Regions from separate parts of the Homo sapiens genome. Here all the other regions are linked to region 1. The links are chromatin loops, found by intact Hi-C in ENCODE. Cell type or tissue: Panc1. All regions are shown on one strand. Each heading gives the region's core, and the rest is flanking DNA. Links, peaks and the distances in the headings are about the cores only.

Region 1 (4,451 bases), core at 157-4,156:
CAAACAACAACAAAAACAACAACAACAGTGAAATATTAAAGAAAATCTTCAGGTATAATAAGTGAAAAGATAAGACTGACTCCATTTTAAAAATATATATGCAAAGAAGACTAAGAGAATAGTAAAGGATATAGTAAAATGCACAGCCTGAACTATGTTTGGATAGTTGATTATGGGTAACTTGTTTTTTATAATTTTCTAGATTTTCCACTTTTTCTGTAGTCATCTGTTATTTTTGATCAACAAAAAAGTATAAATGTTATTATTTTTTAAAGGAAGAGATTTTCTTCCCCTAGTGTCAGAAGCCACAGCTGAACTTTGTTGGCAGATAGGAGCAGATGTTGTCCTAAACTGTCTCATTGCAGCAAAGTTTATCCATTTGTTAGAACGGTCAGGAAAAGGTGGTGCCAACTGCATTCTTTTGGTGGAAATTTGAAAAGATTTTTTCTGGAAAAGCAGTTAAGGGCAGTGCTGCCATGGTGTGTTTTTGAAAGCTATGCTTAAGAAGTGGGAAAGTTACATAATATGGAGAAATTCAGATGAAAACCCAATTTTCTTAACAAATCTCTTAGAAAATATTGTTGTGACGATATTGTTCAATGCTGTCTGATTTATCTGAGCATATCCTTAGGTCTTTGAGACTGGGTTTCATAGAAAACAGTCTTCAGTGCTTTCTGTGAAGTTGGCAGCTAGGACTCTAGCAGGTGCGGCTCTCATAGCAGTTATCTTTTATTGAGCCTTTTCCCAGTCATTTGTCCATTCACTTGCATTTTCTCATTTAATCTTCACAGCAACCAAAAGAGGCAAGTATTGTTTCTTTGTTTGAATTTTACTGAAGAGAAACCTGCCTTCTAACAGAGGTTAGTTAATTTGCTGAAAGTGACCCAGCACAGGCAGGGGCCAGGCCAAATGTTCAGTGAATGTCTGCTCTGCACCTGGGCCTTCTGCTGGACCCATGGTGACGAACTGTGGGCCCTTGTCTCCAGAAAGCCAAAATAACATCCCTGGGGAGAGAGGATATAAACAGGCAAAAAGAAACCAAGTGAAGAGTCAGGTGACACATTGGGAGAGCAGAGAGGAGCAAGAGCTGGTCAGGAGGCCCTGCCTGGTGTCTAGTGCCTCTGTCCTCCGACCCTGCCCCACCACCATGTCTTTGTTTGTCCTACGTCCACACTGTCTTCACCTGCCCCTGACTTCCACAGGCGGTGGCGGCCTTTCCTGCCCGTCACTGCACTCCTGCTGCTCCTCCAGCTGTTAGCAACTGGTGTGTGTCCTTAGTGTGTGCCGAGTTATCAGTTCTACACGTTATTTTACTCATTCCTCACAACTCCATCATTAAGTCAGAATTTTCATCCCTGCTTTTCAGAGGAAGAAAACAAGGTTTTGAGAGCTCACAGATCATGTTCAGATGGACAGTTAGGAAGTGATGGGCCTGGGCGTAAATCCTGTTTTGTCTGATTCCTAAGGCCTGTGACTCTAACCACCTGCTATAAATGCCTTCATGCACAACTTTATTTGCCCCACACTGCTCATCCTAAAAGAAAAAATGCTGCTCTCCCATGGGAGTCTTTCCTGATGTCTCCTGCAAGAACTCTCTCGGCCCGTGTCCGCCGCTTGCCAATCTTCCTTTACTTCACCGTGATGGGGTCCTGCCCATCCCTTGTTGGACCGTGGGCCCTCTGAGGTGCACTAGTATCCCCCAGGTGCTTTGAATGCAGCAGGCACTCAGGACCATCTGGGATTCTGCAAGATGGAGGGTTTCTGGAGCACCTCCATTACTGAGTAGCTCCGGGGTATGGTTGTGAAAAGAAATTTAATTTTGAAATTCCAAAGAACCAGGTTACTTTTCTATTTCCTGACTTCCTCCCTTAGACTTCATGAGGGAGTGGTTCGGTTGGTATTTGAAAGCTCTGAGCAGCTGCAGTTTTCATTTCACTTTTAAAACAACCAGTGAGTTTTGGTAATTCTCCTAAAGAAGCCTTGGGTGCTGGAGAAGAGATGCTCAGCCAAGGCTGCAGAGGCTTCAGCCACTAGCATGGATGCAGTTGGGAGGGACAAATGCCAGTGTCACATTCATCAGCAGTTCCTTCGCTCACTTCTACCTCTACTGAGAACAGGGAGCTTGGGGTTGAGAAAACGTTTGATGCTTTTGAAATGCTGAGAAATGAAGACATGGTTGTTGTACGAATATGCATGTCCATGCCTGCCGTAGGACAACGTAAGTGTCATGACACTTGTAACCACAAGATGTCAGTATGGGATCAGTCCTAGGGGTCATAGGCTTCAACTCCTGCTTCCAGGAGGAGAAGGCACCGTGGAGGCGCTGGCTCTCCTCGTTTGTTTCCTTCTGCAGCAGTGTTACCCCACAGGCTGCATTTCCGATTCATTTTCCCTGTGCCGTTTTCCATGGGCTCACACCTCATCAGAAGGCTTCTCTTCGCTTTTCTCTCTAAGCTTAAATACTTTCCTCACTCCTACTTATGTCCCAAGTCACCTTAGGAATTCCCCCATTTTGGTGTTATCGCAGCACTCTACTTTAAAAATTTGCAAAAGGATATAAGTTACAGCATAGTTTTATCTCTTATCTAAGGAGGGTTTCAGCATGAGGAAAAAATGGTATCTCTGGTAAGAACAGCACTATTAGGATGTTTTTTCTTTTTTGGTAAAAGCTTAACCTATAGGGAAAATAGCTGAGCAGAGCAAGCAAAAGAGGGAGAAGTGGTGTTCAGGGCAGAACATGTGTCTGTTGAGGCATTTCTGTGCAACATAGGTAGGCTTTTGTAGCCCTCAGAAAGAGGTAGGTATATTGCACCCATTATTCTGATGAAGAAAGATGAATTATAATACCTTTCCTACAACTAGTTAACTACTAGCTGGTAAACTAGTGGCATAGCCTGGAAACTAGTGGCATAGCCTGGATTTGGAGTCCGGTCTGTTTGTCGCAGAGCCTGTGACCCCCAAAAGCCTGGGAGTGTTACTCTTGTCTCTATCATAAAGCAAGGAGGAGTCTTAAGAATCCATTCAGGAGTTTCAGCAAATATCTCCCCAGAGACCTGGCTACATGGAAGATGCCATGTTGTGAATAATACAGAGACCTATTAAATATATTATTTGCCCTCAAGAAGCTAAATAAAGTCAAGGAGGGGGGTAGGAAAAGACATGTAAATTCAGCTCAGTATAAATCAATCAGAGGATGGTAACATTTCCATGAAGTGGTTGGAGGGGCAGCAAAGCAGAGGGGAAGGGCCACGGTCCAGGGTGAGTTCTGTCCCATCTATGAGCAATTTGTAGGATCTGCCTTCAATAAATCTACCAAATGAAAAGAGTGTTGCTAAGGTCGCGTTTACCCCAACATTCTGAGATTCTAAGGTGGAATATGAGAAGGGGCATAATCCAAGCCGGCAGAGGTTGCCACCCTACGTGCCTTTGTCCCCCAGACACGGTAAGATTATGCTTAATCCTCTCTTTAGGTGGTCTGGTCCAAGGAGGACAGGTGGAAGCAAGGCAGGAGGTACAGTGTGGCTTGTCAGCGCCGGTTCCAGTGTCCTGGCCCATGGCTTAGATGCAGAGGAGAATGGCTTTGCTTCTGGAAAGATTTGGTAGGGAAAATAGCAGAGGGCTTCTGGAGTATAACTTTAGAAGTACTGTGTCAGTGTGAAGAACTTGGCAAGGATAAACAGAGGAGCCACAAGGATGACTGAACATTTGAAAAATAAGACCTGAGAGGAGAGGTTAGAGAAACAGGGCTTATGTAACCTGGAGCTGCTCAGAGGTGACTTTGGCAGGCTTCTTCAAGAACAGGACTCTCAGGATCTCTGCACAGACAGCAATGACTGGCCCTTTTTGTCCATATCAAGTGAGGACAGACTCCAACTGAACCACGAAAATTTTAGATTTCATCTGTGGAAAAGTTTTCCCCTCGCAGCAGCTGTAAAATGTGGAATACATCATGGAGCGAAGTTTATAGAATTTTCTCTTCTTCCTGTCTTTCAAAAAAACCACCAGAACACAGTAGAACCTTTTTATAATTGCGATGCTGGAGGACAGGCTTAATTTCCCACCATAGAATATGTTGTATTCAGCCTCTGCTGTATTTGGGGGGATGTGACTGGTACAGAGCATATCAGGTTTCTCAGAACAGTGAATCATGTTAGTTGTAATAATGGGTTCTGGATAGGATGACTGTATAATTTTTCCCTTAATCTGCAACACTTTGGAGAGTGAAATGGGGTGCTGTTAATAATGATGCTAGGACAACGGGTATAAAGTGGCACTGTCCCTGGCAAAGTGTGACATGTAGTCACCGTGATTCTGGGGCCGTCTTTTCAGAGGGATCCTCTTAAAATAGAAATCTTGTGTTCTCTCCTGCTAAGACTGTCCTGTGTCTTTCCATTGCACTAGAATGAAACCCACACTCCCAACGGTGGCCCACAAGGGCCTGTGAAAGCTGG
Region 2 (4,451 bases), core at 116-4,115, 820 kb after region 1:
GCTCCCCAAATTGCCCCTCCCTATTCATTCTCTCAAAAATGGCTTCAGTGTAGAAGCTTCGAGTATTGGGACGGGCACCCAGAAAGGAGGCAGGCACAGAAGTGTTGTACCTTGAGCCTGGCGCTAAGGTGTGGGCCGTTGGACCAGGCTATCACTCGAGGCTGCCTACGCGCTGCTCCTGCAGGATGGCCGGGTTGGGGAAGTCACTGGAGCCCTGGGTGATTTCATTTCAGTTCAGAACTAACTACCTTCCCCACTGACCCTCTAGGCTTTAGCAGAAGACAGGATTGTACAGCGGGTGGCAAAGAGCAGCCGGGCGCTGCAAGGCGGGTGGCTCAGATCGAGCTGTCGCCTATGCCCTGGCTGGGGTCCGATCCCTGTGTAACTTGCCTTCTCCCTTGTCTTCTAGACGTGGTCTCCCATCCCTCGGATGCCAGCTCCTATAGGAGGGGGAGAAAGAAGCGCGTGCCTTATACCAAGGTGCAATTAAAAGAACTTGAACGGGAATACGCCACGAATAAATTCATTACTAAGGACAAACGGAGGCGGATATCAGCCACGACGAATCTCTCTGAGCGGCAGGTCACAATCTGGTTCCAGAACAGGAGGGTTAAAGAGAAAAAAGTCATCAACAAACTGAAAACCACTAGTTAATGGATTAAAAATAGAGCAAGAAGGCAACTTGAAGAAACGCTTCAGAACTCGTTGCTTTGCCCAGATAATGATAATAATGCTTAATAATAATTGAAGAATGGGAAAGAGAAAGAGACAGAGACTGGCATTTTCCTCTCCCGAAGGAGATCTCTTTCTCTTTAATGGAATCTACAACTGTTTTAAAACTTTAAGAAAGGTAAAGACTGCCAGTTCTTCCGCCAACCCCATCAGCCCAGCCCGTTAAATGTCAAACGTCAACCCCCAAAATACGCAATTTCAGATAAGTTACGCAGTTACTGAAATCTTGTAAGTATTTAAGTGATCGTTACATTTTAGGACACTGCGTTAGATGGTAATAATCTGGAAGTTGGTTACAAACGCAAGAGGCCATTGTAAACATCTGCTTGTCCTTCTTAGGTCGCCATTCCCTTTGCATGTTAAGCGTCTGCTCAGGTAAATCTTAGTGAAATTCCTACCGTTGTTGTACGTTCTGCAAAACATTTTATGTATAGATTTAGAGGGGAAACGAGAAGGTACTGAAATAATGATCTTGGAATATTTGCTGTGAAGGGAGAAAGGGAGAGAAAACTCTTCTGAGGATCATTTGTCTTGGTAGTATAGTAAAACCAACCAGCTGAACCTTTCAGGCTACAAGAGAACCCGGGTCGGTAATGTCTTTTTAAGAATAATTTTTAATTGCTTATAACAAGCATATTTTGTGGCATTTGAACTATATTTACTGCTCCAATATCCGTTATTTTCCAAAGGATTTTGTATCTTTTTGAAAATGTTTACATCATCAGATGATCCACAGAATTCACTTTATGTGAGATCTCCCGAGAGTTTCCATCCCAACATGATGGACTTTGGTTTGAACACAATTCGTTTTTTCATTTGAATTGGCATTTCCCAATATTTGCTAAACATTTGCTGGAGAAATCATTTTTCTTTTTTCTTTTTTAGAAAACTCAGAATGAAAATTCATTCCCCTGAAATATTTAGGTGTCTATATTCTATATTTTGATCTATTAAGGGATTAGTATTTTTCCATGTTTATTGTGTTATCAGAGTGCATTAGAAAGATTAGTGATTCATCTTCACAGCACATTTTTAATCAAGCAGTTATTTCAACCAGCACATTCGTTTTGTTCATATTCACTATAGAATGATATCTTGTAAATAAAGACATTCAGCACACTGTGAAAATGTATTTGTGCACCTGCTTTTTAAATATTTCTACTAAAAATGAAAAAAAAAAACCCTTAGACCTGTAGATAGTGATATCGTAATATTAATTGTTAATAAAATAGTCACTGCCATTAAAATCTGCAGAAAATACTCTTTACTTTCCTATGCTAAATGTGCACTGCACAGAAAGAAAAGGAGCAGGTTTATCTTATATAAACCAAGGACCATTCTTTATTATTATTCAGTACTTCTTTTGCTACCAAATTTTTAAGAAAAGGGAGAAATCCCTCATAACTAAAATCCTAAAAAATGATAAGTGCTTCAAGGAGATTAAAGTGTCAGGTATTACAAAAGGGAGAGAAAAGAAAGGAGGAAGAGATAGTATGAATTCCCAGGCTCCCTGTGGAAAATGAAAACCAGTTGTTTTGTAGCAGCAATGCCTAGGCTGTCGTATTTTAAAATCTGCTGTTGGGTCTGCATGTGTCTGAGAGGGCAGGTTTTGATATTTGTTGAAATGACAGGACTACGAAAGGCCTTAAACCTTGACCTTGACGAAAAAAAAGACAATTTGTGACCTTGACTTTTGACAGCTCATGAATTGGCCTTAGCTGGATTAGTAGATCAAGGGCGCCACCTCGCGTTGACAAGCCTCCTTGTAATTCTTCAACCAAGGGAATCAAGAGCTCTTACCTCCTTGACTTTAGAGATTCAGTACTCAATTATTTGGCTCCAGCTGGAGCAAATTTGAATATATGTAAATTATACATGTCCCTGTATATATGTAAATATATATAATATGTGTACACATGTATACATTTGCATATTAGTGCTTGTGTGTGCTTGTATATATATTTGTAGAATCTGTACAGATATCATATCATTAATTGCTAATGACGCAAGATATTGTAATTTAAGGTGATTTCTAGAATTGAGGTACAAAATGTACTTTACAAGATGAAGCCTTGTTCCTTTTCTCTAATGGCCAAATTTGATTTGTCTTCACAGTGGCTTGCTCTGCATCAGATTTCTGCAGATCTGCTTTAAAGCTGTACATTTTTGTTACAGTCTAAGATGTGTTCTTAAATCACCATTCCTTCCTGGTCCTCACCCTCCAGGGTGGTCTCACACTGTAATTAGAGCTATTGAGGAGTCTTTACAGCAAATTAAGATTCAGATGCCTTGCTAAGTCTAGAGTTCTAGAGTTATGTTTCAGAAAGTCTAAGAAACCCACCTCTTGAGAGGTCAGTAAAGAGGACTTAATATTTCATATCTACAAAATGACCACAGGATTGGATACAGAACGAGAGTTATCCTGGATAACTCAGAGCTGAGTACTGCTCCAGGGTGGTGTGCAATCTTATATTGATGCTTGTGAATCTGCCATTTGATTTGTAGGATAAATAAATATGTTTAATATTAACAACTTCCATCAAAACTATAATAATAATATTATATCTACTGTTGACCTCTAACAACAATCAGGTGCTGTATTCAGAGTCATAAAGAATACATATGTATGTTTGTATATTTAATATACACATAGGATAATGTGTTTTTGTCAAATCTATGCTATGCGCATATGTATTAAAATGTTGGTGGAATCAGTAGCCGTGGGATGCAGAATTGTGAGATGCAGGCTAATTTTATCTTTACGTTAGAGGAAAGTAATAGTGAATGGAAGAACCAGATTCATCATTTTATGGAAAATAATATTGATTGGTTACAAAAGTGGCTGCCGGAAACCTCTCCAACCTCTCCTGAGGACTCACAACTTCTTTATAGATGAGAATTACGAAAGAGTCTCTAAAGCTGTCTCAAAAACAGGCTGGTGTTGAAACATACATATCGAAAGGTCTCGAGAAATTCAATTATATTTTGCTGCCCTGAGGATTTTCACTCCACTTGTGGAAACAAATGATAATGTTGCTTCAGACCCACCTCTCCACCTCTTGTTCCAAACAGTACTCCATTTCCAAATGAGCTGCCATCAAGCCAAAGTAACAACTTTCTCCCAAAATGTTTAAAGTGGTGGAAAATCCCCTCAAAGCTGGATCAAACTGTGTGTTTAAGAACAGCTCCAAAAGGGACTCTTCTGTTGACAGGGGATATTTTTCTTTAGATGTAAGAAATATTCTGAGCCTCGAGCCTAGGAAGGAGGCCAACAGCAGCTCTCCAGCCGGGATCCCGCCCCTTTCGAAAGCCATCACCACTACAGGAACCCTGGGTAAAGTAGTAGCCTTCTTTTTTTCTCTCTCTAGTTTTTGAAACTGTAATGACAGAAGACATTTCAGGGTTGTTGTGGGGATTTTTTCCCCCCAGTTCTAAAATGGTCATTGATAGTGTCGATCTTACCTAACTCTCCTCCTATTTAAAATTTCTGTGGATCTACCAGATAACCTAAAGTGGGCATGGATTATTTATTATGGCTCCTTTAATGCCCAAATAGCAATCAGTCTAAAACCTTAAAACAAAAACAAAAACAAAAACAAAAATCAAGGAGAGACCAGCCACCTCCTGAAAAATAGGAATAATAGTATCAGCCACTGACCCATGGATAATGTTGTTGAAAGCCTGATTAAAGTATTTTTTTCTAAAAAGAAAACTCTTCC
Region 3 (4,451 bases), core at 350-4,349, 92 kb after region 1:
TGTCATAAGAGTGAAGTCATTGCAGCAGAAATACTCTGGCCCACAAAGCCTAAAATATTTCCTGTCTGACCCTTTACAGAAAGTTTGCTAACCCATGCTCTACATGTAATCTCATTGTAGATGGCCTTCTGGAAGGCAAAGATGTAATTACTGCACTGAGAAATTCTCCTTTGCCACAAATTTACAGAAAGGACTTGGCCAAGTCATTTAATCTACTTAGATTTAGTTTCACATTCAGTAAAGATGTGATTTTTAACACTGGCTTTTTTTCTGAGAGCAAAGTGATGGGAAAACTTCAATTACTGGTCATATAATACCACTGTCCTGCTGATGGCTGTGTTATATTTAGCATATTGTTTTGTCAACTTATCTCTTCCTTTTTTTTTTAAAAAAAATGGCTGTCTATAGGATAAAATTATTTGGAATATTTGGGCTATAGTGGTAAGATATAAATATAGTTTCTTAAAAGAATGCAAAATTTAGATTATATGAACATTTTCTTAGTGGTAGAGCAAAAACCTACAATTTTGAGTTTTTATGAAAGTGTCTAAAAATAACTGAACAGTTTTTTCATGAAGAAAAGTTTAGTCTTTCCTTTTTAAAAAATATATCACAAAACCAATAAAACTATCAAAAAGTGAACATACTTGTGTTGTATTGCCTTTTCGTATGCTGTAAATGTGCCTGTTTTCATTAACCTCAGTGTGACCACTTGAAATGTGTTCTTCTTGGGAGAAAAGGACAAGGTTGGAATGTTCCAGAGATACTGTCAGGGAAAACAGTGGTCAGGTTTGCAATAACATTTTCTCATCTTGTTCTTCGTAGCCATTTTCTTTATATTTTCATGTAAGATACATTTTAGTATTGTAATAACTGTGTTCTGATCAAAAAGTAATATATGTTCATTATAGAAAATGCAGAAAATTGGCCGGGCACGGTGGCTCATGCCTGTAATCCCAGTACTTTGGGAGGCCAAGGCGGGCGGATCATGAGGTCAGGAGATTGAGACCATCCTGGCTAACACAGTGAAACCCTGTCTCTACTAAAAATACAAAAAATTAGCCGAGCGTGGTGGCAGGTGCCTGTAATCCCAGCTACTCGGGGGGCTGAGGCAGGAGAATGGTGTGAACCCGGGAGGCAGAGCTTGCAGTGAGCCGAGATCGCACCACTGGACTCCAGCCTGGGCGACAGAGCAAGACTCCGTCTCAAAAAGAAAGAAAGAAAGAGAGAGAGAGAGAGAGGGAGGGAGGGAGAGAGGGGGAGAGAGAGAGAGAGAGAGAGAGAATGCAGAAAATATGGAGGAAGGGATAGAGAAGGAAATAAATTCTCCCAAAATTTTGCTCCCCAGAGATAACCACTGTTGATATTTTGGGGTATATCTTTCTAGGCTTTTTTCCCACATATATTACATGCATTTTTAAAAATTGCTATTATACTGTCTTAGGAATAATAATACTGCCATTTATTATTTGGCTTCACTCTGCGCTTTGCAACAGCTTAATCACTTAATCCTGACAGCATCCCTCATGTACAGATGGGATAAACCTCATTTTACCCATGAGAAATTTCACCCAAGAGGTTAAGTCTTTTGCCCAAAGTCACACAGCTCATGCCTAAACTCACATTCTTAGGTACTGTATGTACTCTTCTACCTACAAACTTCTGCTTACAGTCAATAAGCTAAAGTGCTTGTAACTGGCAAACTAAGTAACTTCTTTGTGGTTAAGGTACTATTTAGTAAAAGTGGTTCTTATACCCTGTAGTGAAGGTTTTCATTGAAGATTCCAGGCTGACCCTCACTTCATTCTGTGAGCCTGGATCTCCTCCACAGGTCTGCTGGACACACTCCCTGGCCTGCTGGCCACCAGATCTTTCAGGGTGGCCGCCACTTCTGCTCCCTCCCCCTGCTGGCCACAGCACCCGATATGCTGTGGGCATGCCACAGGCCACGGGGCAATGCTGCCTGCCCACTGGAGCCACCCTACCCTAAATCACAGGGAAATATTTTAACCACTAAATAAATCAGAAACCAGAATATAGCAGCTCCTCTAAAGGAGCTGGCTCCTAGAAGACTGCTTTATTTATTAGTTTTGAAGAGGAGTCCAGAGGGATAAGTTGCTTAGAATACTTTCAGTTGCAAGAAAACTGAGTTGCCAGTTTAAATCAAATCTTGAACGTGCCCCTCTTGCCCAGGTTAGATTTTGAGCCTGTAGGTGAGCATCGTCCATGCCCTTCCTGTCACCAACTGCCATGTCCTCTGTTTTTAACTTTTAAGTCCAGGGGTACATATTTTCATATGTACATATGCAGATTTGCTACATAGGTAAAGTGTCATGGGGGTTTGTTGTACAAATTGTTTCATCGTCCAGGTACTAAGCCTAACATCCATTAATTATTTTTCCTGATCCTCTCCCTCCTTCCACCCTCCGCCCTCTGACAGGCCCCAGTGTGTGTTATTCCCCTGTATGTGTCCATGTGTTCTCATCATTTAGCTCCCACTTATGAGTGAGAACACGCAGTATTTGGTTTTATGTTCATGCGTTACTTTGCTGAAGATAATGGCCTCCAGCTCCATCCATGTGCTTGCTCTGTTAGAAGGCTGTAACTCAAAAATGTTTAAGAAGGGTACTTGCACAATACCTAAGATGGGCACTAGCAAAGAACAAAACAAAGAATTAGTGTCCTTTAGAGCATACTATATCAGAACTTAACAAAAGCAAGCTTTTAAGAATTGTGTTTTCTTCTTTGTTAGAAGGCAAATCTAAGATTGACTGCGACATCCCAGTCGTAAAAGGCCTTGCCTGCAATTGGCTTTCCATTGGGAAACCCAATAAAAATTTGTTAATGCAATGTGATTCAAAATTACTATGAAAGTTAAGAATAATAAAGCTGAACCTAAATAAAGTGCTATTAAATGTGTTTATATCTGTATTAGGCTTAAGCTGCACTGGCAATGAAAAGTTTCTACTTTTCATTGTTCAACAGTTTCAAATGTACCAGAAAATGCTGGCCAAAGACTATTGCCTAACTGAAACCAGATAGGCCCAGACTTCCAAAAGCTATGAGAAGAAAATAAATCCCTCTGTTCAAAATAATCTGAGCATTTTAAGTATAGCCATCACATACCATTTGGCACAATTTAGTACAAGTCTCTGTTGCTTTTCAGTAAATATATAATTAAATAAATACAAATGAACTATTCAAATAAAACACAAACATGTTGACGTAAAGTTATATGACCTCATGTTGCATGTGGGCCTTGTAGATTCAATTATTATTTCATTTTATCAAGTACATGTAAAATGAGACGTTTTCATCATAGGGTTCCTGAAAATTGATTTGGGGAAGAAATTCTTGCCTCTAGAATTTGCTCTGACCTTCTTGTAGGATACTAATTAGCATTTGGGGTGATTTAAAGGGTGCTGAGAACTCCTTACCCAAACAGCATTACCATATCTACCATTATGAATTATTTTTTTGGTAACTTCTCTTCATAGTTCTTTTTTATATTTTTATATTGCAATATAAAAAACATCTCTTGTGAGATGTTATTCAAATGAGAAATATAGCTTGATGATTCTATGAGGCCCTTGCCCACAAAGGCTTATAGTTTACTTTAAAAAGCAGAGGGAGGCATTAAAATCTCACTACTTGTTAAATACTATATACCAGACACAACTATAAGTACTTTATAGTTATTATATGATTTAATGCATACAACAACACTATAAGGAAGATACTATTATCCTCATTTTACAGATGAAGATACTAAGGCACAGAGATGTTGAGAAACTTGTCCATTGTCACAGAGAGTAGATGATCAAGCTGGGATTCAAATCACAGCAGAAAGGTTTCGCAGCCCATCCTCTTAATGTTCCTAAGTGACCTTCCCAATAGTGAGAGTTTATTTGTTCATTTCTTTAGTAAATATTATAAATAGAAGTGCAGGGAAGAAATTGGGATGGGGGCTCCACAGGGGACTCCCAGCTGAGCACGAGAGTGCTGGAGCCACTGCCTCTGGGAATCCTGGGAAACTCTGAAGGGGGAGACAGAGCAGCTCCTGGATCTCCTGTGCATCCTCGGCTACTCAGTTACTCCCTTCTCCCTGTTCCTCAACTTCTAGAAGATAACAGAATCAGTTTGCAGAAAAAATTCACCCCATTCTTTTGCCCCTGGCAACACCATGAAGATGGAAGGGAGGAGTATGTCTGTCCATACAAATGAAGAACTCCCGGGGAGATGTTCTGTCCCCTGAGAATCTACAGTGATGTGGTCTAATCCCCTAAAGAAGAGGGCCAGGCTGCTGTTGTCATGATATCAATGCTGTCAATACATACCTGCTTCTAGAAACCTTACCTCTTTGTTGCCTCCTGCCACTACATTTGGACTCTGCCATACCTCCAATCCCCAACATGGAAGGAACTGGGAAGAGCCCCAGCCTGAGAGGATTC
Region 4 (4,451 bases), core at 230-4,229, 57 kb before region 1:
ATGGAAGACCAACACAGCCATAACATTCCCGTAAGCCAAAGCCTGATCCAGAGCAAGGCCCCAAGTCTCTTCAATTCTATGAAGGCTGGGTGAGGTGAGGAAGCTGCAGAAGAAAAGTTGAAAGCTAGCAGAAGTTGGGTTCATGAAGTTTAGGAAACTAAGCCATCTCCGTAAGGTGAAAGTGCAAAGTGAGGCAGCAAGTGCTGATGGAGAAGCTGCAACAATTTATCCAGAAGATCTAGCTTGGATGACTATAAGCATTTTTACAAAGTATTTTTTAGCAATAAAATATTTTAAAATTAAGATATATACTTTTTAAAGACATGTTATTGCACACTTTATAGACTACAGTATAGTGTAAATATAACTTTATGTGCACTGGGAAATCAAAAAATTAGTGTGACTTGCTTTATTGTGATATTTGCTATTGCAATGGTCTGGAACCAGACCAGCAGTATCTCTGAGTTATGCATCTAGATTACTCCCTGATCCATGGTGCTAGCTGAACAATCAGCAGGGTTCGTAAACCGATGCTGCAGTCAATAAAGGTTATTAACAGCATATTGGATGTTGTGATGAGATTAGAAGAAAGCATTTGAAACATGGCCTACTACATAGTGAGTACAATTAAATGTTTCTAATTAAAAATTTTAGAGAGGCGCCAAGTTCTTAAGTTCCTACTCAGTTCATCAGCAAGCATGTATTGATTTGCTTGTGGTTGTCATCCTTATCATTATTTTAATATTTGCTAACCTATGGGTAAACTCTCAGGTCATTTTTGTTCAGGAGACTTGTCAGTTTTATGATTTCTCATAATGAATTCCCTTAAGTGATATTTATATTTTATTTTGCTCCTCGTGGCTTAGTTTTCCAGTATTTCTTATTCTATATCAGTGTCTGTCAGAGAAAAATGGGATTGAAGATGTATTTTGAGTTAAGAAGTGATAAAAACAGAAGCGGGAGGCAGCTCCAAGTGAAGGTGGTTGCTGTGATGGAATTTGGTGATCAGAGTCCAAGTGAGGTACATCTTTTAAATTATGCGCATGGCCGGGTGTGGTTGGCTCACACCTGTAATCCTAACACTTTGGGAGGCCCAAGCAGGCGGATCACCTGAGGTCAGGAGTTCAAGAGCAGCCTGCCCAACTTGGTGAAACCCTGTCTCTACTAAAAATATTTTAAAAATTAGCCTGGCATGGTGGTGGGCACCTGTAATCCCAGCTACTTGGGAGGCTGAGGCGGGAGAATTGCTTGAACCTGAGAAGTGGAGGTTGCAGTGAGCAGAGATCACGCCACTTGCACTCCAGCCTGGGCAACAGAGCAAACTCTGTCTCAAAAAAAAAAAAAAAAATTATGGGCATTTTAGATTTTCCATCTGTAAAGAAAGGAGGAGGAACAATGTGGCATCTCAGGTCCCTACCAATTCTAAAAGTCAGTTATTCTAGTTCTAGAGTACAGGCAAAACTATGGATGGCTTTTTGTTCCTACAATTTTTATGAACATTTTCACTGGCTTTAATATCCATGTCCAAAGTAACAGGGAAGGTAGGACTTTTCACCAATACTCAACTGATCTGCTGCTTCTCTTCTTTTCCAGTGTTTTCCACTTTTCAAAAATTTTTATCATGGACTAGTAGTGCAAGAAAAGGGGCCAGAGTATAGTGTCCGGATTCACTGTTCATAAATGGCATTACAAAAAAAACCCAAGTAGATCCTTTGAATTGTATATTTCATGTCAAGTGGCCCTCTCTCTATTCGCCTGGCAATTAAGAGTTGGTTACATGAAATTAATCTGGTAGTAATACAATCTTCAGTTCACAAAATAATTTTCTTTGCCTTTGAGTAGCAATGCAGCCTGCCTACCGCAAGAGGGCAGTGTAGGTGATTGCATGGAGATGGCTTCTGCAAAAAGAAATGACGTTTATGACACTAGTTTCCAGCTTAGAGAGCATTTTCACATGCACATATGATGGTCTCAGCAGTTCTCTGTGATGGGTGAAGCATGCATAATCGCTCCCATTTTATAGATGGAGAAACTAATGCTAGAAAGGCTTAAAGATAATTTGCATAGAGTTGCACAGCTGATAAATGCCATGCAGTGCTTGAATCCAAGTCTCTTGCCACTATACCATCCTGCCCGTAAGTGGTACATTATCATCATACGAGTGACTTCCTAATGTACAGTTGAGAGGCTGTACAAACCTAGGAAACATCTGTTCTATGGGAAAAATTCTCAATTTTTTTCATCTAACACAGCATCTTGTGAAAACTTTCAAGACTTATGTTTTCTTCTGTTCCATAAAGATGGGAAAGGCCAGGAATTATTTGTCTCATAAGTGCCACCATGCACAGCCATCATTGCAGTCTCAGTTATTTTGAGCTAGATTACATAGTGGGTCTTAAATAGTAGATGGGGAGGAGAAAGAGGTCAAAGTGAAGGAGAAATCAGGACCCGGATGTACATAATCCAAATTACCACTTCCTCAGTTTCCATGGTGAACGTGGAAATTCCCCATGGACTCCCAGAGCTCCAGCTCTTTAAGTAGTTTCAAAGGAGAGAGCAGAATACAGTAAAGGCAGAAGCAAGGCTAAATCAGAACCAAAACAAAGCACCCTGTTTTTGTACACCCAGATGAAGATTTTTCTAAGCTCCCAAATTCTAAGACCTAACACTGGGTGGCCTGCAAGCAGTCAGACAAGTGGTCACTTTGCTGGAGGACTTATATACCAAATTTATTCTACTGGGATTTTGCCACTTTTTTTTGTAGTTAAGGTGGTTCTATCAGGTAATTAATTTTAAGTGCTTTTATTTATTTGTTGTAGAAAAAAAAAAGGCTCCAGTAGCCTTTTTTTGTGGTTATACCAGTTACCTGATGATTCATGAATTCAGATCTAAAACCAGAGTCGGTATAATCAATACGTGAAAAATAGGTGCTGCCTAATTGCCTTTCTAAATCAGTAAAATAATTAAAGCCTTTATAGTCTGGCGGATTAATGTATTGCACATCTGTATGGTCGGCTTAATAGGGAAAATGCTTGAGAAAGATAAAATCACAAGACCAAAAGCAACTAATAGCTGAAAAAAATTTCTATGTAGTTGATTAATTGTCCTCCTCTTTTTTTCTTAAGAGACTAAACATTGAGTAAATCCTCCCAGTTTGTATAGTTCCGATTTAGTCAGCATTCCCATTGTAAAGTGCCGGTGTTATAATTTTTCATTCATCATTTTCTTAGATTCCAATGTAAGTGTCGTTGTTGTGTTTAGTGAAAGAATACAAATATTTATTTTAACATTCTTTAAACAGATTCTTAGTGGAGGGTAGAGCTTTCTAATGCTCTGCAGCTGGGTTTCGGGCTTTAAAATTGGTTGTCGTCTACACACTAAGATCTCTGCAAGTACTCAGCCGCAGAGAGCAAAATCCCACTTGACAAGCAGTCTCTAGATATGGATTTATGCAATAGGATGTCATGTTTACTTTGGACCTGCTATGATCTACCTGGAAAAATTTCCCTATTATACATTTATTAAAAAATTCTAAATATATATTTGCACAATGTTTTCTTATGGAAACATCTGTAAGGAATTATTAACTTACTCATTTCCACACGGGATTTTTTTTTTTTTTTTTTTTTGAGAGAGAGAAAGACAGCAATTGTGTAAGCAAACCGGAGAAAAACTATGAACATAATACATTTAGCATTCACTCTGAATTCCACTTGGATTTTCTTTCGTTCTCATGTTGGTGCAGATAGATAACATAATTGTTATCCTAACCGGAATTCAGAATTCGCATCTCATTCTGATTTCCTTAAACATTTTTAGAATTTCATCAGTCTTTTTTAGCAAAGCCAGTCATGGGAGGAGTTGAGTATTGACCTTTTTTCTTCTTTTTCTTTCTGGTTAGCCTGCATTGAACCTTTGGCCTTACCCCAAGTGTATGGGTGGTATATGTTTTTAAATTGATATATCAATGTTGAATTTTTATTGTCACAGTTTCTGTTCATGCTCCCTTCAAACCTTTCATTTATTTGTTTCTGAACCTTGGATATCTCATAAAAATGTCACCATTGTGGTTGAACATTAAGCACCTTCCCATTTTGCTCTGGGCCGTTGAAATAAATTTGGACCAGGTGCTCTGCTCATAATGGAGCCCCTTGAAGTGCTCTGATAATGAGCCGGGAGCGGAAGCTGTCAGCCTTCAGCTGGCTTGAAGAATGCAATTAGAGCAGTTTTAATACTGCAGAGGGACCCCATCCAATCAAGGCCATTTGAGTTAAACCAAGTCTAGAATCCTAAACATGCACTTTTAAGCTTGTCAGCTTTGTCTCTGCACTGAGAATGGGGAGAAGGCATTCTTGTACAATGGATTCATTTTATGTCCAAAAGAAAAAAAATGCTCTGAATACCTGTAGAAGTTCTCTATCTCTTGTCTCTCCCATTATGATGTCATTATG
Region 5 (4,451 bases), core at 295-4,294, 330 kb after region 1:
CCTGCCTCAGCCTCCCAAAGTGCTGGGATTACAAGCGTGAGCCACTGCACCCGGCCAGGCGTTAGTAATTTTTACTGAGACTGTCTTTGCTCTTGTTTTCTTTCTTTCTTTCTCTTTCTCTTTCTTTCTTTCTTTCTTTCTTTCTCTTTCTTTCCTTCCTTCCTTCCTTCCTTCCTTCCTTCCTTCCTTCCTTCCTTCCTCCCTCCCTCCCTCCCTCCCTCTCTTTCTTTCCTTCTTTCTTCTGTTAGGGAGGAATGAGAAGAAGCCCCCTCAGAAGCAGTGCATTTTAAATTATCCCCTTATGAGTTATCCTCAAGATTTGTATACGCCAGAGCAATACACCAAGGTAAGATTCAAGTTGGGAGAGAGATAAGTCCGTCTTCTCTGAGATGGAAGAAGGGTGAATGTGTAAAGGCAGATATTGGCAGGCCTTAAAAGGAGCTCTCAGGAAACCAAGATGTAGAAGTTGGGAATCTGGAAACTGATTGCACTATCCATCACAATGTGCTTTTGGAAAGTCTTCATGTACCCTAGGAATATATGAGTATCCAGTTTGAAGCCTACTCCCCTGAACTCTTTTTAGAAGTGCATGTGCTATGAAGATGCTAGATAGAAGATAGGCTTCCGGTGGTGAGGCATGCAAACAGCATCAGGCCGCCAGAAAATCAGTAGGGCAAAAGGAACTCCTTTGTGAACACGCTCCACTATTGGCAGAACTCACATTCCAAAGTTAAATTATTTTCTTTATTTTAATCTATATGTTTTGAATTTTTAGAGATGAAAAAGTCTATAAGACAAAAATATAAAACTAGAATAGTAGAATAAATAGCAGTGGGATTATTTTGCATTTTTTGGCTTTACCAAAGTAGTATAAGGCAGCTTCTGCTTTACTTTCCACTGAAGCTCCTAAATTATAATGACAGCATATTAAGGGAGAATTTAAAGTAATGCCACATGTCAGAGAGTTTGAAAGCATGCCAAAATCATGCCCCTGCTTTGATAATGCCAATTATATGGGTGAAAATCCAAGCTTCATAATAGATAAGCTGATATTTCAAAGGAATGCTTCAAAGGACATTCTTCAGCATCACTTTATGGTAAATATGTTTTCATTTTACCATTCTTTCCCAAAGCATATAATTCCCTATTTTCTCCATGAATTGTAAAACATCCCAAAAAGGAGAACTAGCCATAAGGAAGGGTAAAATCTCTACCAGTAGGAAATGTTTGTTGCATTTATCCTCTCGGTATTTCTGTCTCCCATCTTCAGGTAATACTTTCCCACTTCTTTGAGGATATTGCTCCTCCTTCACTCCATGCAGTTCTGGGCTTTCATTTATATTCTTACCATCATAGAAGTTGTCATGCGATGCAGGTCTAATCATTCGTAGTATTCCATCCTCCTGGCCACACACTGGCCCAGTAGTAGGCATATGACCCTAGCGGGGCCAATTAGAGTCTTTCCCTGTGATATTTATATGAAACTGGGAACACTTCAATGAGGCTACCAAAACATAAAAATGCTGAGTTGTGTTGGATTTCTTATGGAAAATGATAAACAATCAAGTTTTCCCATTAGGATCTCATATGGAGCAGGCCATGCAGATAAAGTAAACAATGGAAGACAGAAAGACACAAATAAATAAGGACACACAAATTATAAGAACTTGAACCCAGGCCCTGGAATGGTATTCGGACAAAGCATTGCCTGCATCAGTGAGAGACAGAGAAGGCCCTGGTGACTTATGGATGACAGAGTCTAAAAATCAGATGTCAAAAGGTAGAAGTTGCCAGGACAGATGCAACAGGAAGGTCCTGTGATATGACTTTTAGGCAAGCAGAATGCCCATGGGCTTTTGGCACTTAAGGAACTTCCTGCACTGAAAGGAACTGGGTGTGAAAGGAGACAGAGATGTGAGGTTTTTAGAAGAGATGTAGGCTTTGCATGACTGAGGACAAGCTGGGGGCTGGGTATGGAGGGGGTATTGAGGCAGCTGCAACACCTGTGTTTCAATAGTGCCATCATGTGGCTATGACACCAGCAACAGCCTAGATCTAGCCCAGTGTGCCACTCTGAGCCAAATTTCTGGTTTTCTCTTCTAGAGGCAGACCTGACTGTACAGTCCCTGAGGTGTATGGATTTCCTATGGTGGGATGTGGGAATGGTCAGAGAGATGGGATTACAGAGAAGAAAGATATTTTCATGTCAGAGAAGTATTATTTGGATAACAAAAATAGATGGCTCCTCATTTTGTCCTTCAAGTCAGAGAAGTGGAGTTGGTAAGTGGAGTTTGGAAGGAGTGTAAACTTCTCTGCATGGAGTTTGTAAGTGAAGTGGAGTTGTAAGTGACGGTGTGCTGGAGTTGGCTTGTACCAGATTGTGAGAGCTGAGTATTAAATTTTCAGGAATTTTGCAAGCTGGTTGTTAAATGAAGCCATCATGAAAAATAAAGTACACATGTCAGATTTAATGACAAAAGATTTACTGGGGAAAGAGTTAGCAGATTGAGATGCAACTCCATTTGTCAAATCATTGCTCAATTGTAACCATATGTTGGCTACAGAAACAAAAGTTTGGCAAAAATTAACAAATGCATTCTTCACAAATCCATTGGCTACATGAAGTCACAATAAAAGTATTGTATATTTTATTATTATTTGTAAATCGTACGCTCTATATCTTTTATGTCACGAAATTTATAATAAACTTATATGTACACACACACATATAAATATGTATGCACACTTTTATTCCCTGAAGAGTCAGTTTTTAAACATTTACTAGCGCACCACTACTTCTAGGTAATATGTTTGTAATTAATTGCTAATAATAACAAAATATGAATAATGCATCATTTCATTCCACTTGCACTCACTTAGTTCCAGACTAGTATGACTCCACCCTAAATCATACTCCATCAATGCTACAAAAAGTTCAGGCTGTCACCAGTGCTTAATAGGAATTCTCATTCAGTTATTTCCTTAAATGCTTTCGTGACAAATAGACAAGTGAACTCCTGTGAGATCCATGGTGAGACTTTAAAGCCATGTTGAAATGCTAACTGCATACTATTTTTGGAAAGTAACGTTTTATTCCCACCTATATAGTTCAATTTTATATGATTACATAAGAGGTTAGATCTTACCATGAGCTACTTCTTTTTTTTCTTTTTTGAAATGGAGTCGTTCTGTGTTTCCCAGGCTGGTTACAAACTCTTGGGTTCAAGTGATCCTCCCACCTCAGCCTCCCACATAGCTGAAATTACAGGCATACATTATAGTGCCTGGCTCGTTGAAAAAGTAGAAAGGTGGATTCTTATGCATGATGACAACCAACAACACAATCTTTGCGACTCTAAAAAATAAAAAGGACAAGGGAGAAGCCTCTATTTTCAATAGCAGACTGTACACATGTATTTGATCTGGATGCCATTAAAATGGCAATAAAGGAACAAAAATTGGAAAGGAAATAAAATGACAAGAATGAAGAGAATGGAATGAGAATCACCAACAGATGAGATTTGTTTTAAATTTATGGAAGTCAGAAAAGAGATGGAATCATGTAATGGATTAAACAGAAGGAAGGAAGCCATAACCCAGATACAGTCGGGAGGGGCTTCAGTGGCAGTAGGAATGAATTTGACCGGCAGCACTTCAGAGAAACTCTGAGGCTGGAGAACTTGGAGTCAAACCATCAAGTAAGCGTGAGAAGAAGATAAAGACACTTTAGGTCTCAGAAACTCCTTTTCTTAGGAAGTTACTTGATGTACCCAAGAAAAAAATAAGAGGGAGGGAAATCTGAAAGAAAATGACTTAGAATACAGAAAATGTGGAACTACTCAGGAGTTAAATAAAAAGAACTTATTTTGGGTACTGCGGGCCTAGAAATAAGTCTTTCCAAATTGGAACAAGAATTCAGTGGGGACTAAAAAGAATATTTTCAGTAAGAAAGGAAAGAATCCCATGTCATAGGTAGAATAAATAAAATGTTGAAAGATATTTGGATATGAGAAAGTAAGCATGTTCTTTTTTTCATGAAAAAAAAAAGCAAGGCAATTAGAAACTCCAGGAAAACAAAAATGCTGAAATAAAGTTGTATTCCTCATATTAATCAATCTAAAATACAGTATAACTTAATTGTATATTATACTGTATTTATAGTACAAGGATTATATTGTATTTAGAGTACAAGGAAAATACAATACAGTATAAGGCAGAGTATAAAGGAAATACAATACAGTATAAGGCAGAGTATAAAAAACAATCTGGCCGAGGGTGGTGGTGCACACCTGTAGTCCCAGCTATTTGGGAGGCTGAGGCGGGAGAATCACTTGAACCCGGGAGGCAGAGGTTGCAGTGAGCCAAGATCACACCATTGCACTCCAGCCTGGGAGACGAGCAAAACTCCGTCTCAAAAAACAAAAACAAAAACAAAAAAACAAAAACAATCT
Region 6 (4,451 bases), core at 283-4,282, 73 kb before region 1:
CGGAGGGGACCATGATTACCTGTTGGAAGGCAGCAGAGGCTCTGCTAGAAGGACAGGTGGACTGAAGATGAGCAGAAAGCCAGAGAACTCCTTGAGGTAGGGACTTGATATGGTTAGGGTTTGTGTACCCACCCAAATCTCATCTTGAATTATACTCCCCATAATCCCCACGTGTCAAAGGAGAGACCAGCTGTAGGTAATTGAATCATGGGGGTGGTTTCCCCCATGCTGTTCTCATGATAGTGAGTTAGTTCTCACAAGATCTGATGGCTTTGTAAGGGGCTCCTCCCCCTTCACTTGGCACTTCTCCTTCCTCCCTGCTTGTGAAGATCATGTTTTGCTTCCCCTTCACCATCCGCCATGATCGTAAGTTTCCTGAGGCCTCCCCGATAATGCTGAACTGTGAGACAATTAAACCTCTTTCCTTTATAAATAACCCAGTCTTGGGCAGTTCTTCATAGCAGTATAAAAATGGACTAATACAGGGCTTGCCTAGGAGGCCCAACAGAGTGAACAAATATGTAGAATGATTGTGGTGCTCTTGATGGAGAATGAAGAGAGGGACTGGGATGAAACTGAAGACTTGTGGGAATAAGATGGGAGAGGTTGCGTGGAGCCTTGAAAGTGGTTTGGCTTTGGTGCTGTGGGAGCTTCTCAGATTCGGAGATGGCACACCCTTGGGGTACATGTGGGTATCAGGTAAGCCAAAGCATAGAGACTGTGCCCTTCTCTGGGGTGCCAGTTTTTCTGGATGGAGCTTCTTTCTTGTTGGGACTCCACATGTATTTCTGTGTGTTTCCTCCTTGTCGTCTTACTAAGGGAGCTTTGGTAGGACGATTGAGGGCAGTGGAGGAAAGAGGGCATTGTTAAAACATCATGAGCAGGCGCAGCTCGGCCCTTGGTCCCCTCTGGCCACAGGGTGGGGCTGAGCTGGCAAAAAAAATAAAAAATAATAATTTTTAAAAAGCACCATAAGCAAAACATGAATAAGTGGAGGTGAAGCAGGTGTTCTTGCCTGGAAGGAGAAGCTTCGGGTCTGCTTGCCCATGTTCCTTCTGCCAGAAAATTTCAAGTGCTGGGTGCCTACTGGGTTCCTTCTTCCCCCATGGCATTCCTGTAAGATAAATGGCTGCTTTTCAGCAGATGACAGTTTGGAGACAGAAGTTATTAATGTGTATAGGGTCGCAAAAAAGTTAGCTGATGTGTCAGAACAGAAACCCAGGCCAGGCCAAGCCTCTCCAGGCTTTTCGTGCTACGGAGCGGATAGGCAGAAGCGAGCAGCCCTGGAGACTCGGTGCCGGGGCTGGAAAGGAGACTGCTGATGTTTGGCGAGTCAGCCCTTTGGTTTCTGTCTTGTTCCTTGCCAGCCGTGGGACCTTCAGGCTGGCAATGTAGCCTCTGTTCTGAGTGAACATTAGGGATCTGTATTGATGGGAAAAGGGAAGAAGGGATATCGGGGAGGCAGACAACGATTTACTTTTAGATCCTCTCTTGATCCGAAAAAGAAATACAAATGTCTGTTGCCTCCGAGCAGATCGAATGTTGACTTCTACTTCAGAGGGTTACATTGCTGATTTATGCATATTACCATGTCTCATAGCCTTACCCTATTTTGAACCTCTGAGTGGTGGGGACATTTATCACTGTCTGAAATAATTTTATTTATGTGCTTTCATAGTTAATGTCTGTCTCTTGCTTTGGCCACACAAGAATCTAAGTTCCAAGCTTTGCGAATGAATATATGGAATACTGAAGAGGGAGGGTCAAGTTGTCCTGAGCACTGAATGCATTCTTCCCTCCCTGGCTCCTGCCCACCCACACCCTTACTTTTGTCTGCAGCTCATTCTAAAAGGCATTCTTGTTATTGGCTTGTTTGCAGGCATTGCCACAGGGGGGCGCTACAGCATTTGAAAAGAGACAGTGGACAAGCATCTGCAGGCAGGCACCTGTCTTTTGGGTTTGCCCAAAGCTCGGTGAGAAGTGAACTATCACTGTGGCACTCTCTTCATTTCCCCCTGAATGGGCAAAACAACCCAGTGAACGCGCCGCCTGAGAGAGCTGACTGGATTTTAGCAATGTGAAATGGTCATATACCAGGAGAAATTTTTAGTAAATTGAAAGGAACATATGTAAGTGGTAATTGATGAAGAATCAAGTTTTTCAGATAAGTTTGAAGTTATCCAATCAGTAATTTTTTTGTCTGCAACATTGTAGTAGTCTGTTTTCACGCTGCTGATAACGCTGCTGATAAAGACATCCCAAGACTGGGTAATTTATAAAGAAAGAGTTTCAATGGACTCACAGTTCCGTGTAGCTGGGGAGGCCTCACAATCATGGTGGAAGGCAGAAGGCATGTCTTACATGGCAGCAGACAAGAGAGAATGCGTCGAGTGAGGGAAACCCCTTATAAAACCATCAGATCTCGCAAGACTTACTGCCACGAGAACAGTATGGGGGAAACCGCCCCCAGGATTCAGTTATCTCCCACCTGGTCCCTCCCACAACATGTGGGAATTATGGAGCTACAATTCAGTATGAGATTTGGGTGGGGATACAGCCAAACCATATCAAACACCAAATTCACAGATGCTAATTAATGGTGGGAAGTAAGGGGTGATAAGTCACACTGAAGTATTAAAACATCAAAATTTTAAAATGCTTTTAAAAAGATTGTGCCCTTCTGTGTTCTTCCAGTGCACATGGCAACTAGAACACTTTGTAGAAACCCTTTCAGGGATATGTTTTAGGAAAGATATTTAAGTTACATGAAATAATGTTTTGATTATTTGTCTATGAATGGAAATTTCTAGATAAAAATTTCCTTTTTTTCTTTTCTTTCTTTCTTTTTTTTTTCGAAACAGGGCCTCACTCTACTGCCCAGGCTGGAGTGCAGTTGTGTAATTACGGCTCACTGCAGCCTCGATCTTCCCAGGCCCAGGTGATCCTCCCACCTCAGCCTCCTGAGTGGCTGGGACTGCAGGCACAAGTCACTACACTCAGCTAATTTTTTTGGTTTTTTTTCTTTTTGTATTTTTGTAGAGATGGGATTTCACTATGTTGCCCAGGCTGGACTTGAACTCCTGGGCTCAAGCACTCTGCCTGCCTCAGCCTCCCAAAGTGCTGGGATTATAAGTGTGAGCCACCGCATCCAGCCAGAAATTTCTAAAAGCAGTTCTATGAAGTAGTTTAAGCAGTTTCTTTTCCTTTTCTTCCCTATTTTAATTTTTTATATACTTTTAATATTGCTTATCCCTTTCTGAACAGGCAATATAACATCAAAGCTCAGTCCAACCGTGTATTTTAACTAAATAGAAGCCAAAATAAGGAGCTGTCATTTCTAAAAATGAGATCTTTTTATTTCCTTCTTCCTCTACTTTGACATTAGTTGTTTTTTTTTTTTTTTTTTTTTTTTTTTTTTTTTTTTGCCTTTTGTCCCTGAAATGGGATGTTAGAGTTTAGATTATTGCTGTCAGGTTAAAAAAAAAATTGAAACTAATTAGAAGTTGATAGTTTAAACATTGACTCCTACCCATTGAGTGCCCTTTATATATGTAATTACAGTGTCTACATATATACACAAATACAACATTGTGTTTACATATATATGTGAAGTCATATGTAATAACCCAAATATACCCTCAATGAGAGGAAAGAGAAAATATTGAAAAGTTTCCCCAAATCTAAACCTTTTCTCACTAGAAGTTGAATGTTGCCATGTACTTGTGTAATTAAGCCATCGTAGCAAATTTTCTGCTACGGTAACATACTTGGACTGCATGAAATGTTATTGCCAAGTTGATTTTACAAGGTTTTGACCTATTGACATGCTAAGGTAGAAGGTGTGAGTCTTTTAAGTTCCATTACACAGGATTCAAGGACCCATCATCATTTAAAACAAGAGAATATTTTCCAGTTGGGCCATACACACACCGACTATTCTAACAGCAATATGAATGTTGAAGTGTATTTCTGAATTTTAAAACCCCAAAGTAATAAAGTTTACATTAAACAGATTTTCCTTTGATCTCTCTCTCTCTCTCTCTGCATGTGCATATATATGTGTGTGTCTGTGTGTGTGTATATATATATATGTTATATATATATAATATATATGTATATTTAACTTACATTGAAATCTTCATTCAGGACTTTGTTTATTCAGGTTAGTATTAAGTTGATTTTAAGAGCATAAAAGAAAGTAAAACTGTATTCTCTTTTCTCAAAAAGTGGATTTAATGGGAAATACCTAAATAAAAAAAAATCTAAACTATTTTAAGAATGTTCTTAGTGGTGAAAATTGTTATGGTAGCATATTGGGAGCAAGGGAAAATGCCTCATAAATACCTAGTTTAACAACTGTGGTTTTAAATAGTCGTGAAAAATAACATGACTGTTAGGAGGAAACATTAAATATTCATGAAAATATGGACTTCTAGTTGAGACATAATAAA
Region 7 (4,451 bases), core at 313-4,312, 240 kb after region 1:
TGGCATATTCAAATCTGGCACGACAAGACTCTGGAAAACTAGAAGGGGTGCATTCAAAAACAACATCTCAAACAATTCCATTTTCTGCAGGCGAAAAGTACGATATCATTTAGTTTCAATGTGCTGAAAAATGTATTTGTTGACTAACCCAACTATATTGATTTTCCCATGACTCTCGCTATTGCTGATTTGCTCCTAACACACATACAAATCAAATTCAATAACTGGAATTATAAATACAGACCTGTAGTGTACACTATCAAGTATATCCTGCTTTCGTTAAGAGTACTGAGGAGAAATGAATTAACTTACTTCTTGCACTTTACTCTTTAAATATACAGAATGCTGAAGGACTAATTCCTGTTCACAAGGATAGAATATTAACTCCTGATTCTCTGAAGACATCAGCAACCAACACCCTTGCAGCATCACTTTAAAACGCTACCTGATGTTCATAATCATCAGCTCATTAAATTGACTTAACAAGAAACGGACTTAACTCAGAATGTTCTTGAAATTCCTCATCTGGAATTGCCTTCAGGAAATGCTTATGAGCCACTTAAAAAAATAAGTCTCAATTTGCACCCACAGCATTACTGACAATTAAGCTAACTACCCTATATTTCAGGGTTGCTTAAAAAAATAAATAAATAAAAACTGCCAGGCACGGCGGCTCACGCCTGTAATCCCAGCACTTTGGGAGGCTGAGGCGGGTCAGGAGATCGAGACCATCCTGGCTAACATGGTGAAACCTCGTCTCTACTAAAAAAATACAAAAAATTAGCCGGACGTGGTCGCGGGCACCTGTAGTCCCAGGTCCTCGGGAGGCTGAGGCAGGAGAATGGCGTGAACCCGAGAGGCAGAGCTTGCAGTGGGCCGAGATCGCACCACTGCACTTCAGCCTGGGCGACAGAGCGAGACTCCATCTCAAAAAAAAAAAAAAAAATTCAAAACTTCAAGCGGTCAAGATTTGTTAGCAGTGAGGATATTTTTACAAAATGACATCTCTGAAGATATTCTAAAAGTCAAACTCTAAAATGGGATTATTACTAAATTAATGTTCTCCCCAATGTGTATATATATATATGTTCTTAAAAAGGAAAAATAGTTACATGAATTGTGATAAACAAGTATCTTAATTCCATTAAACCTCTTCAACTTATTACACACTACCTGTTAAGTATCTAAAACAGCAGCAAATTAATTCCCTGAAAACTAACTTTTAGGGGTGATATACAACATGACTGTGACTTCCTCCTTGCTCTCTCCTGGATCACTCACTCTGAGAGAAGCTAGCTGCCATGCTGTGAGGATATTCAAGCAGCCTATGAAAAGACCACTTCAAGAGGAGCTGAAGGTTCTCCTGCCAAAAGCCACTGGAGTAAGCCATCTTGAAAGCAAACCCTCCAGTCCCAATCAAGCCCTTAGCTGACTGCACCCCTTGCCAACATCCTGACTGCAACTACACAAGAGGCTAGAGCCAGAACCACTCAGCTAAGCTGCTCCTAAATTGCTGACCTACAGCCCCTAAGTTCTGGGGTCATTTCTTTTGAAGCAACAGGCAATAGATATGGTAAAAAATAAATTACCTTATAAAGTTCCTTTTCATCCTTCTCTGTCTTCAACTGACATTCAAGTTGTTCTCTTTCATGTTGTGCCTTCTTGAGTTTGTCCTTTAAACTAAGATAGGTATGATAAAGTAACATTATAATGTTTTAAAGTTTTAAAATTTTTATTGAATTTATTTTTTAAAAGCATGAGAAATACCTGTCTAATTCGGTTTCTTTTTCAATTGCTTTATGTGTTACTGACACAATATCTTCCTCAAGCTGATGGGCTTTGGATGTAGCATCACTGAACCTCTTCTTAAACTCTTCATTTTCCATTTTTAAGCTTTGTGTTACTTCAGTAAGACCCTGAGAAGTGACAACAAGGTATTTTGAGAAAACACAGAAACATAATCAGTAAAGCAAATTTGCATATCTTTAAGAAAACTATGTATTCTTAGAATTTTAATCCCACATTTGTTCCCTCCAAATTTGAGAAGCTAAGACTATAAAACTTGAAATGATAACATATATTTAAATTTTCATATACTAAATTAATCGATAATTTGTTTTTTGTTTGGGGTCTCACTTTGTCACTCAGGCTGCAGTATGGTGGCACAATCACAGCTCAGGTGATCCTCCCACCTCAGCCTCCCAGGTAGTTGGGACTACAGGCACCCACCACCACGCCTGGCTAATTTTTTTTTTAATAGAGACAGGGTTTTGCCATGTCACCCAGGCTGAAACTCCTGGGCTCAAACAATCCTCCTGCCTCGGCCTCCAAAAGTGCTGGGACTACAGGCATGAGCAATGATTCGTTTATTTATATACATTTTCCCCCCACCTTCAGACTTTTCATGTACCCTGTATGTTGATTTTACTAACTTTTCTCCACCAGGGGGCAGGCAAGAAAAATGAGAAAAAAATTTTAAAAATTAGTCACGACATATCAAGTCTTACACGACACCATCAAGGTTAACACCCACTTTTTCTAGCACAGGTCACTAACTGCCATCAAAGCACTAACATATGCCTAAAGCCATGTTCCTAATCTTCTTGCCAGTGTGACTCAGAGGCCTAAACAAATATTCAAAGACACTAAGACAAATATAAAAGAGGTAGTAAGTGCAACAAATTGAATGTTGAATTGAATTTCTACTTGGAATATTCTACTTTAAATGGACAATTCATAAGACTCAAATATAACAGTGTATATAGGGAAGTGCTTTGTTATAGAAAACTATATTATAAAAGAATTGGTAAATTAAGATAAAATTATTTTTATTAAAGAACAATTTTAAAATTTCTCCCCAAAACAGTAATACTTACCTACCCAGCAACAAAAACTAAAAAAATCACCGTTCTGCCAAGTTAAAAGTATGAAAGATTATATAGTATTTATAATTCACTTTAATTCACATAAAAGAACTCACCCAAGTATTTTCTTGATAGAATATCATTTTAAATATCTTGCTAGAATATGAACATTGCTACATTATTTTCTAAAAGTCAGATACACCCTATTGACTTATTTTTGGTCAAAGCAAATGTTTGTCTGACTGAATTTGTAACACTAACCAAAAACTGTTGTACAAAATGCTTTTTTGGTTCCAATGCCATAATACCAGAGAAAAAAACAAATAATATTTATTTCCTCTGCAATCATAATGATTGCTGTGAAATTGGGCACATTTTCAGGATTTGTCTTGTTGATTTATAAAGATGGCCAGAGAGGTTTCTAAATAATGTTCACATTTTTTTTATTTTTAGTTTTACCACCAGTGCTCTCTTGGCACTGCAAATACACTACAGATTTAACCCAAGTATTTCTCCCTAGGACAAAATTACTTTCCAATCCTGTAAGTAATGAAGCCCTATAACGGGTATACAGCATTCTACAAAATGCATAGGAAAAGAGAAAAAAATCACTAGCAACTGAATGTAAATCATGAACTAATTGCTTTGAGTCAGTTAACTTTACAGTGAATTATAAATTAACTCTGACTACAACAAGCGTCTTAGACTTTCTCTGGTGCCCATAAAGGCACCTGATAGCTTCCCAGCATACAAGCCTCCTTTCAAAACACATGAAAACGATAAAGTAAGGATTATTCTTCAGGCCTGTAGTTTTCACGTCTGAGTTAAGCATAAGCATCTTCAATGTGGCTCCGTCGTTCTTAGCATGAAAAAGCTAAGAGCTTTGCCATTTCAAACAACTAGGAATCATGCTTTCAAAAATTAACTTTAAAAGATAAAATCTAAAAGACAATTTTTCTAAAACACTTTTAGTCATTTGTAAATCATGCCAAAAGGACATCATAATTCTAATATTAAAACAAAGAAAACCTCCATCAGATAATTAAGCCTGCTACATTGTATGCCGATATGAAAACAATCATAAAAATTGGGGCAAAGGGAGATAAAGAGATTTGAGTACTTCAGATTCATGCAGGGACTTTCCTCCCACTCCTAAACTAAAAAAATCACTGTTTCCATGAGCCACTATTACCAATTCCCACAAGTCATAACTCTCACTTATGAATAACCCGATAAAAAGATTATGAATCATTCATCTAGGTGGCTAAACACATTTTAAAAGTATTTAAAATAACAGAGCACATTTATTCTCATGTTAAAAAATAAAATTCTGATTATAAACAAAAGCATATGAAGAAACCAGATACAGTATCACTAACAATTATCTAGAAAAAAGGTATGGTATTCTAGATTCACACATACACAGAGTAAAATTTAGTAAACTAGCACCTGAACACTTTAAATAACAAATTATTGACAAAACAATTATTTATGAAAATTGCTAGTCAGATTTTAAATCAAATATCACTCATTTTACTTAATCTGGCTTTTCTCAAACACCTAATTTTGAAATCAACTATAATACCA

The links. Hi-C counts contacts between places; a loop is a spot of excess contacts. Peaks named below come from ENCODE experiments on the same cell type or tissue, not always from the same donor. Only the 100,000 strongest peaks of a DNase experiment are listed, where the experiment ranks them.
Region 2: it touches region 1 in a loop (13-fold over the local background); 77 of 110 quality-filtered maps call a loop at or near these places.
Region 3: a loop joins it to region 1, with 2.6 times the contacts of the local background. A loop is called at or near these places in 31 of 110 quality-filtered maps.
Region 4: a loop joins it to region 1, with 2.5 times the contacts of the local background. A loop is called at or near these places in 12 of 110 quality-filtered maps.
Region 5: it touches region 1 in a loop (7-fold over the local background); 20 of 110 quality-filtered maps call a loop at or near these places.
Region 6: a loop joins it to region 1, with 2.5 times the contacts of the local background. A loop is called at or near these places in 12 of 110 quality-filtered maps.
Region 7: it touches region 1 in a loop (2.8-fold over the local background); 24 of 110 quality-filtered maps call a loop at or near these places.

The regions. Positions count from the first base shown.
Region 1 is chr7:28,018,320-28,022,770 of GRCh38, reverse strand. All of the region lies in intron 1 of JAZF1 (JAZF zinc finger 1), which reads left to right. Among named protein-coding and RNA genes, the nearest start is that of JAZF1-AS1, 160 kb to the left of the region's middle. In Panc1, for the core only: a CTCF peak has its summit at 2,258 (motif pointing right); a DNase peak (open chromatin) is centred at 2,250; H3K4me3 peaks cover 276 bases; H3K27ac peaks cover 3,610 bases.
Region 2 is chr7:27,194,401-27,198,851 of GRCh38, reverse strand. It overlaps HOXA13 (homeobox A13), which reads left to right. Exons shown (of 2, transcript NM_000522.5): 2 at 410-4,451. The coding sequence ends at 654. Among named protein-coding and RNA genes, the nearest start is that of HOXA13, 3.5 kb to the left of the region's middle. In Panc1, for the core only: CTCF peaks have their summits at 2,214 and 2,472 (motif pointing left); a DNase peak (open chromatin) is centred at 2,451.
Region 3 is chr7:27,926,770-27,931,220 of GRCh38, reverse strand. The region is part of intron 2 of JAZF1 (JAZF zinc finger 1); the gene reads left to right. Among named protein-coding and RNA genes, the nearest start is that of TAX1BP1-AS1, 190 kb to the right of the region's middle. In Panc1, for the core only: a CTCF peak has its summit at 1,939 (motif pointing left); no DNase peak of the experiment used is centred there.
Region 4 is chr7:28,075,888-28,080,338 of GRCh38, reverse strand. The region is part of intron 1 of JAZF1 (JAZF zinc finger 1); the gene reads left to right. Among named protein-coding and RNA genes, the nearest start is that of JAZF1-AS1, 100 kb to the left of the region's middle. RefSeq lists an enhancer at 2,187-4,451. In Panc1, for the core only: a CTCF peak has its summit at 1,871 (motif pointing right); a DNase peak (open chromatin) is centred at 1,888; H3K27ac peaks cover 2,820 bases.
Region 5 is chr7:27,687,325-27,691,775 of GRCh38, reverse strand. All of the region lies in intron 2 of LOC105375211 (a long non-coding RNA gene), which reads right to left. Among named protein-coding and RNA genes, the nearest start is that of HIBADH, 27 kb to the right of the region's middle. In Panc1, for the core only: CTCF peaks have their summits at 1,802 and 2,017 (motif pointing left); a DNase peak (open chromatin) is centred at 1,969.
Region 6 is chr7:28,091,264-28,095,714 of GRCh38, reverse strand. All of the region lies in intron 1 of JAZF1 (JAZF zinc finger 1), which reads left to right. Among named protein-coding and RNA genes, the nearest start is that of JAZF1-AS1, 87 kb to the left of the region's middle. In Panc1, for the core only: CTCF peaks have their summits at 1,675 and 1,898 (motif pointing right); no DNase peak of the experiment used is centred there; H3K27ac peaks cover 404 bases.
Region 7 is chr7:27,782,628-27,787,078 of GRCh38, reverse strand. It overlaps TAX1BP1 (Tax1 binding protein 1), which reads right to left. Exons shown (of 17, transcript NM_006024.7): 6 at 1,768-1,916; 7 at 1,590-1,680. Among named protein-coding and RNA genes, the nearest start is that of TAX1BP1-AS1, 44 kb to the right of the region's middle. In Panc1, for the core only: CTCF peaks have their summits at 2,202 and 2,426 (motif pointing right); a DNase peak (open chromatin) is centred at 2,478; H3K27ac peaks cover 1,317 bases.